2 separate regions of the Mus musculus genome follow, and region 2 is linked to region 1. The links are chromatin loops, found by intact Hi-C in ENCODE. Cell type or tissue: heart. All regions are shown on one strand.

Region 1 (4,000 bases):
GCAGGGAGGCTGGCTTGTAGTTGAACCCTTCTCCTCATTGATACCCGGGTTGCTATGCAACTCAGGCATCAGGATGTTGACAAGACCTGAAGCAGAAGGAACTGTTCAGAGCCTGGCCCAGACTGGTTTTCTCCAGTATATCATTCCCCAGAAGAGAAAAACCACTGGCTTGCCTTTGAAAATGATACTTTTGCCAGACACAGTCTTAACATAGCTATAGTCCCAGCACTCAAGAAGTAGAGGCAAGAATTCAAGGCCTGCCTTGGCTACATAGCCAGTTCAAAGGCTAGTCTGAGCTATCATGTAAGACCCTATAGCAAAAGCAAATAAGCAAATCTGGTCCATATAGTGCGTTCCAGGATAGCCAGGGCTATCCATAAGCCACTTTTGTTAGGTACAGTGGCACATACCTGCGATTAAAAATAATAATCATTCATTCATTCATTCATTCATTAAAAAGCTACTTTGAGGGAACTAGAGAGATGGCTCAGTTTGCTCTAGAAATCCTGAGTTCATTTCCCAGCAGCTACTTAGTGGCTCACAACCATCTCTGATGGGATCTGATGCCCTCTTCTGGTCTGTCTGAAGAGAGCGATAGTGTACTCACATACATACAATAAATAAATAGATCTTTAAAAAAAAAAAAAGCTACTTTGAAGGCTGAGGGCATATCTCAGTGGGAGAGTGCTTATCCAGTAATCTATAAGCCCTGGATTCAGTTTCCAAAATGGAAAGGTAGGAAGGAGAAAGAGGGAGGAATTTTTTATATTGTAGTATCTGAGAAAACTTGCACTTTGTCCTCAAAGTAAGTTAAACTTTAACTCCTGGCCTACTTTGAAGGTCTCTGTAACTCTGCTGGCAGAGCTGGGCTCTGACTCTGTCACAACGGGACGGGACGGTGATTTTTATCAGCAGCCCCAGGGCCCCCAGCCTCATGCCTGCCTGCCCCGTGGCAATGCCTGCAGTTGAAGGAGCAGCAGGATGCACTGCAGTCAGACCCTGTCTCAGAACTAAGGACTTACTGATAAGTATACAGCTGCTGCCTCAGTGGTCTGGGAACAGCCTAGCGATGCCCACAGGGAGCCTTCACACTAACCTCCCTGAGGCTCAACAGCAGTACTGAAGGAGACATTTTGAAGGAGCCGTGGGAAATCTCAGCTAGAAGCAGTGTGGAATTCTTTGGAAGCCTAATGGTATTGGCAGTTTTTAAAAGGTGCCAAGGTGTGGCTCAGTGGCAAAGAACTTGCCTAGCATGTGAGAGAAGGCCCTGGGTTGGAATACCACCACAACAAACACACAGCAAACAAAATGGTTACCACTCAGGCTGGAGAGATGGCTTAAGAGCCCTTCTGCTCCAGCACAAGGGCTAGAGTTCAAATCCTGGCATCCGTGTCAGGGTAGTCACTTACAAGAAACTCCAAGGAAACTCTTTTTAAACCCGTAATTGGAGCTGGAGAGATGGCTCAGTGGTTAAGAGCACTCACCAACTCCTCTTCCAGAGGACCCAGGTTCAATTCCCAGCACCCACATAGCACCTCACAACTATCTGTAATTCCAGGTCCAGGAGATCTGACACCCTCACACAGATAAATATGCAAACAAAACACCAATGCATATAAAACAAATACATTTAAAACCTGTAATTTTAGGTGCTAGAGAGATGGCTGAGTGGTTAAGAGCGCTGACTGCACTTCCAAAGGTCCTGAGGTCAATCCCCAGCAACCACATGGTGGCCCACGACCATCTATAAAGGGATCTGATGCCCTCCTCTGGTCTGCAGGTATACTTGCAGACAGAGCACTCATATATCAAAACAACATAAAAGCAGTTAATTTAAAAACCAGATTATCTGTTTTAAAAACTAATGTATATGAGAGGCTTGGGGGGGCGTCTCATAAGTAACCCCGCTTCATCACAATTACGTCATAAAGGGGGACGGGCCTTTATATGTCTGTGGGTGTGGATATGGATGTGGTTGAGTGTCCATACCTACAGTAGCCAGCAGAGGGAGCCAGATCTTCTGGAGCTGTAGTCACAAGCAGTTGTAAGCAGCCCAGGGTAGTGAAAGACATCAAACCAGTCCTGCGGAAGAGCAGCAAGCGTCCTTAACCACTGAGCCCTCTCTCCATCACCCCGGAAGTAATATCATATTTATCCAGACTGTCTTTCACAGGGCCATGATTATAACTTCTTATTTCAGAAGAAAACCTTTGAGGTCCTGTGGAGACAGAATTTCCTGGCCCCCTTGCCATAGAATGTGGGGGACGCCTGGGCCCCAGAATCTGGGCGCAGAACCCTGGACAATGTGGAGGGGTCTTGAGTTGTTCCAACTCTACCTGAGAGCAGGGCTGTGGTGCAGGATCAAAGAACATTCTTTGGTTTCTCCTGGTTTTGTTTTGCTTTCATGTGACCGGGGTACTTTGTGTTCAGAGAGGTTTCTGCTCTTGTAACGGAAGCCCTGCCTGTCCATTTGCCCTTTTCTCTGTATGTCCAGCATTTGATTGGCAGTATTAAAAGCCCTCGTGTATCTATACCTACACAAGATACTTCCCATCTCTTCCCTCTACCCTGCCTTCCCACCACACCTCAGTCTCCTCATGGTTTTGTGATGCTGGAGATCTAACAATGCGGTCACCACGCTGGGACCGCTCAAGCACTGTGCTGCTAAGCTGTGTCCCCACTCTTCTAGTGTGGGGTTCTTCGAAAGTTCCCTCGAGTGTTCTCAGTGGTGAACTCTCAGGGTTCATTGTCTGTTACTGTGTCCACTGTTCTCCAGGCCATGAGGAGCTAGAACGTGAGACAAGGGTCTTATACATCTGGAATAACAAATCATGGCCAACACCAGCTACCGATTTGTCCGCAGTACCGTGTATTAGTCAGCTTCACATCGCTACCCTGAATACCTGAGACAAGTTACCGATAAAAGGGAAAGGTTTCTTTATCTCGTGGTTTTCAAGGTTCAGGGTCCAAGACTGAGGAATGCAAGGGACGGCTACTTTAGCCTCTTATACAATGGTGTACCCTGATGGGAGAATGTGTAGGAACAATGTCCCATCTTAGGATGGGAAGCAGAGAAAGATCAGACAGGTCCCCCATTTCCTTTTGTGGACACATCGCAATGACCCCAGGAAGTCACTCCTCTTAAAGGTAGCAAAAGGAGGTAGTATAAAACCGCATCCCAAATGCTTTCTCCTCTCACCTGAAGAGTGGGGTAGATGCAGCAACAGAACGGGAAGGAAGGGGACACACTGATAGAGCTCTCAATTTCACAGCTTTAATTTTCAATAAAGAAAACTACTTTTAGCTAGAAATTATGGAGCAAGCCAGTAATCCCAACACTTGAGCGATAAAGGCAAGAAAATCAAGAGTTCAGGGTTATCCTTGGCTATAGAAGGAATTGGAGGCTAGCTGAGGCTATGGGAGACCCTGTCGAAAGAAGAAAGTTTTGTTTTGTTGGTTTTTTGAGGCAGGGTCTTAACTTGTGTGCTGGCTGGTTTTGTGTGTCAACTTGACACAGGCTGGAGTTATCACAGAGAAAGGAGCCTTCCTTGAGGAAATGCCTCCATGAGATCCAGCTGTGAGGCATTTTCTCAATTAGTGATCAAGGGGGAAGGGCCTAGCCCATTGTGGTTGGTGCCATCCCTGGGATGGTAGTCTTGGGTTCTGTAAGAGAGCAGGCTGAGCAAACCAGGGGAAGCAAGCCAGTAAAGAACATCCCTCCATGGCCTCTGCATCAGCTTCTGCTTCCTGACCTGCTTGAGTTCCAGTCCTGACTTCCTTTGGTGATGAACAGCAGTATGGAAGTGTAAGCTGAATAAACCCTTTCCTCCCCAACTTGCTTTTTGGTCATGATGTTTGTGCAGGAATACAAACCCTCACTAAGACACCTTGGATCCCTGGCTGGCTTGGAATTTGCTGGAGAGACCAAGCCAGCTTCTGTCCACTAATCGCTGGAATTAAAGGCCTGTACCACCATGCCCAGCAAAGTTTTTAATAATAG
Region 2 (4,000 bases), 110 kb after region 1:
TTCCACAGAGTGAGTGTCTCGAGGGACCCATGTGTAGTGACTGTTCCTGACAGGAGTTAATGATCTACCTGGGATTAAGTAAAGCAAGATTTTGCTCTCAGCTAGCCTTTCCTTGCATTGTGTGTTTAGAAGCTGTGAACAGTTTGATTTTTAGTTCAAGGGCAAAACAACCTGGAATCTTCATTGCTACCCAAACCCAGGGAGCTTACCTAATTTTGGTGGATTATCTACGCACTGAGAGTTTATCCCTTGATAATTAAACAAATACATAAACAAAGAAAACCATGGACAACAGGATTGTCACTTAATGGCTGTGCTGTAAGGACAGATGAGCTCTCTGAGGGGGTAAGGTCCACAGAACGCAGCTGTGGTCCTCTTGTAGGCGGGCACTGTAAGTGATGGCCTGTATGTCAGGCAGCTGGCCTCTTACTGAGCTGTACAATAGATATCTGCCGGGAACTGCCAAACCATAGCCTGCTACTTGCCTTTCTTCTGTTTTCCTGTCCTCTTAGTAAGAAACATTCTCAAATGTTGTTTTTGTTTTTGTTTTTTTTTTTTTCGAGACAGGGTTTCTCTGTGTAGCCCTGGCTATCCTGGAACTCATTCTGTAGACCAGGCTGGCCTCGAACTCAGAAATCCGCCTGCCTCTGCCTCCCAAGTGCTGGGATTAAAGGCGTGCACCACCACGCCCAGCTTCAAATGTTTTTTGAATTACATTTTATTTAATTTTTAAAACTGTGTGTGTGTGTGTGCTTGCATGCGCACGCACGAATGCATGTGCTGGTGTGCATGCCACAGTGTGTTCCTGGATGTCAGTCTCCACCTTCCACCTTGCTTGAGATAGTCTCTTATTTATTGCTGTGCATACCAGGTTGTTGCATGCATCAAGTTAGCTGTCCCACGGGCTTCTGGGAAATCTCATGTATCTGCCTCCCACCTAGGAGTTCTGGGATGATAAACACACGCTAGCACATGGGGCTTTATGTGAGTTCTGGAGATCCAATCCTAGATCCTCAGTTTCTGTGGCAAGTGCTTTACCCATTGAGCCACTTGTCCTTCATTAAAGGGTTAAATTTTAAACGGTCATGCTTTCAATTTGAAGTCCGGTGTCTGAAAGTGTGTGATGGAAAATTCAAGAAGGAAACAAACTTTGAATAATCTTTATTGCATTATGCTGTTTGATTATTATATATTTTAAAAAACAATTCCACTTGATCATTAGTAGCTGCAATCTCTTACTGTTCCTTGATTCTGAAATTATATTTTATCATGTACATGCACAATATGTATCATGTACAAGCCTGGTGGCTTGGGATGTACTTGTTCACATGGTGCACACAGTTGCGCTCATCTCTGTCTCATCTCTAGTGTGGCCAGACCCTGGGGGGCCAGCAACATTTGTAGGCTTTTTCAATCATAGCATTGACAGTAGAGGCTGAGTAGCCAATCTCCACCAGGGAGTGCTTGATTACAGCCTTGGAGCAGAGCACCAGGTCCCGATTATCCCTCTGCAGCAGATCACTCTTGCTGGCTGTAGGGAGTTTATTTACTCGAGGATCTTGTAGTCATTTGTCTCCTTCAGGTTTGCAAGGCTGGAGTTGACACTGGGATTGTACATATGTCCTTTGGCTGTTGGATGTCTCACTTCTGCCTCTGCAAGCTGGTGCTCGTGCTCAGCCAAGGAGCCTTCAGCTCCGCAGTGCATGTCTGTTGCTGCTGTACCAGGGAACGAAGGTGCTTAATGCGTTTGTGGCTTGGTAGCTCATCTTTGGGCATCTCTGGGCTGCTGTACTGGTTCCTCCAAGACTCCACTGCACATAGGGCACATGAGATTTTCACCAACACCCCCTTGGAAACAGGTTACGTCATACCTCATGTGTCATATCTCGAACACAGGTCCTTCTAGGTGGTGGGGGCACGTTCCCTTTCACAGAGCTCCCACCCCTTGGCACTTCTGCTTAGTGCCACTCAGGACTAACACTCCAAGTGTTCCATATTAATTATTCCCCGACTGAGTCTTGCTTCCTAGTGACAAGTTTCATGGCCAAGGGATGCGTGTGATGTCACAATCAGGGACACTTGCCCTGGATAAAGCCTGGGTTCTCCCATTGAGGACCTGGCCAGGAAACTCACTGGCTTGCCATAGCCTTTCCTAGATGGCTTCTGTCAGAGGCCAGGCGGTCAGAGGGTGGGGTGGGTGCTAGGTCTTAGTCTTTCTCCATGGAGGAAGAGGGTTGAAGATACTGACCACTCACTCATATTCTGCTGGTGCACATTTGGGCTAATGTGCATGGATGTTAATCATAACACCCTTCCCCTTTTTCTGGCACGATTTGTGAATCTGAATGATCTTGTGAGAGCTTTTAGTGCACTCAATAAAAGCCCATTTCTAATTTCTTCTCAGTTAATTTTAAAATTTTGTATTTGGTAAGAACCAGCAGACGGATTTTAGTATCTGCATTTCTGCGCCCCCTAGTGGACCTTTATATCAGTTACCAGGCAGTGGCCTTTGCCAAGTTTCTGGTAAATGTGGGTGGGTGTCTTCTTAGGTTCTAAGGTCATGTGCTCATTCTGTCTATTAGTTTTGTTGCCAGCCACGTATGGACTCTCTGAGAGGAATTTAATAAAATGTAAGTTTGAATTGAAAAAAATGTCGGCCCCCGTCTGCAAAATCTCTCATGCTAACCGAAGTCAAAGAAACCTGTGCAGAGACAGCTAGCCACTCAGCTCGTGTGTTAACGCCATGCAAGATGCTAAGTTTTATCTTACCTGTATGATTATGTCACCTGCATTATATATGTGTATCATGGTTGGCCCTGCTGCTGCAGCCACTATTCGGCAATGAGCGCTCTAAACCACTGGGCCATCTCGACAGCCTCCTACGAGATGCTGACACACACAGTCCAGGATCAGGGCTAATTTCAGCTCCTGGAGTCTTTTGTTTGTGAGAACTTTGTCATCTGTTTTCTGAAGCCATGGTCATTAGCAGGACTGGCTGGTGAGTAAGTCCCATGTCTTGAGCAGCTTCGACTCTGAGCCTCTCTCTGCTGAGGAAGCCTCACTGTTCCCTCCCTTCCCCATCTCTGCAGCCTGCTCTGACCTGGCCCTTAACCCGCAGCTCTTCACTGTTTTTCCTTTAGATTTCCTAATTGGTTTGGAAGGCCCTCATCCTTGTACAGTGTCCCCCTCCCCGCTCCCCTCCCCGCCCCAATACATTCACTTATGAATCTAGTTATGGCTTTTTTTTTCTAGGTGATGATCGTAGTCTTTGAAAATTTTACACAATGTGTATTATTCATATACATCACACTTTTTTTTTTTGTCTTTGTTTTTGAGACAGGAATTTACTAAGGAATCCCAGGCTGGACTCAAATTTTCCTGGTAGCTCAGGTTAGTCTTCTTGAACTCACAGTAATCCTCCTGCCTCAGTCCTCCCTCCTCAACAGTTAGTTCTAGGATTAGAGATGTGTGTCATCATGCTTAGCTAAAATAAGACATTTGAAATATATCACAAATACTTACACAGTTGAAACCGCAGGCTTTGAAAAAAATATATCATAAGGTAATGGTTTAAAATAAAGTTAATGAGTCATTTTTTTTTCTTGTGCCATTTGAACCCAGGGCACTATACATGCCAGGAAAATGCTTCTCCACTGAGCTGTATGCCCCAACTTCATTTATAGCTCTCAAAAGTACCATTTGCTAAATTTTGTCAGCATAGCTACATTTTTCCCTTGAGGGGGATTGGAGGGACAACCCTAATATTACTAAAAGCAATCTTAAAATGCGAAGCTGTTTTCAAAATGTCTTTTTACCCCCTTTGTGGATAAAGCACAGGAAACATCACATTTGGTTCACGATGACCATAAACGGCTAGAGCCTGTCTCTCATATCGATTGATTGATTGATTGATTGATTGAATTTTGAGACAGAATCTCACTTATGTTACCCCAGCTGGCCTAGAACTTTCTGTGTAGATCAGGCCTCAAAACTTGGATGA

Evidence for each region. A loop is a pair of places that touch in the nucleus more often than their neighbours do. Peaks named below come from ENCODE experiments on the same cell type or tissue, not always from the same donor. Only the 100,000 strongest peaks of a DNase experiment are listed, where the experiment ranks them.
Region 2: a loop joins it to region 1, with 6 times the contacts of the local background. A loop is called at or near these places in 18 of 42 quality-filtered maps.

What each region holds. Positions count from the first base shown.
Region 1 is chr19:24,263,186-24,267,185 of GRCm38, reverse strand. All of the region lies in intron 4 of Fxn (frataxin), which reads left to right. Among named protein-coding and RNA genes, the nearest start is that of Fxn, 15 kb to the left of the region's middle. In heart, CTCF peaks have their summits at 1,773 (motif pointing left) and 1,995 (motif pointing right); a DNase peak (open chromatin) is centred at 2,005.
Region 2 is chr19:24,151,946-24,155,945 of GRCm38, reverse strand. All of the region lies in intron 2 of Tjp2 (tight junction protein 2), which reads left to right. Among named protein-coding and RNA genes, the nearest start is that of Tjp2, 71 kb to the left of the region's middle. In heart, a CTCF peak has its summit at 2,479 (motif pointing left); no DNase peak of the experiment used is centred here.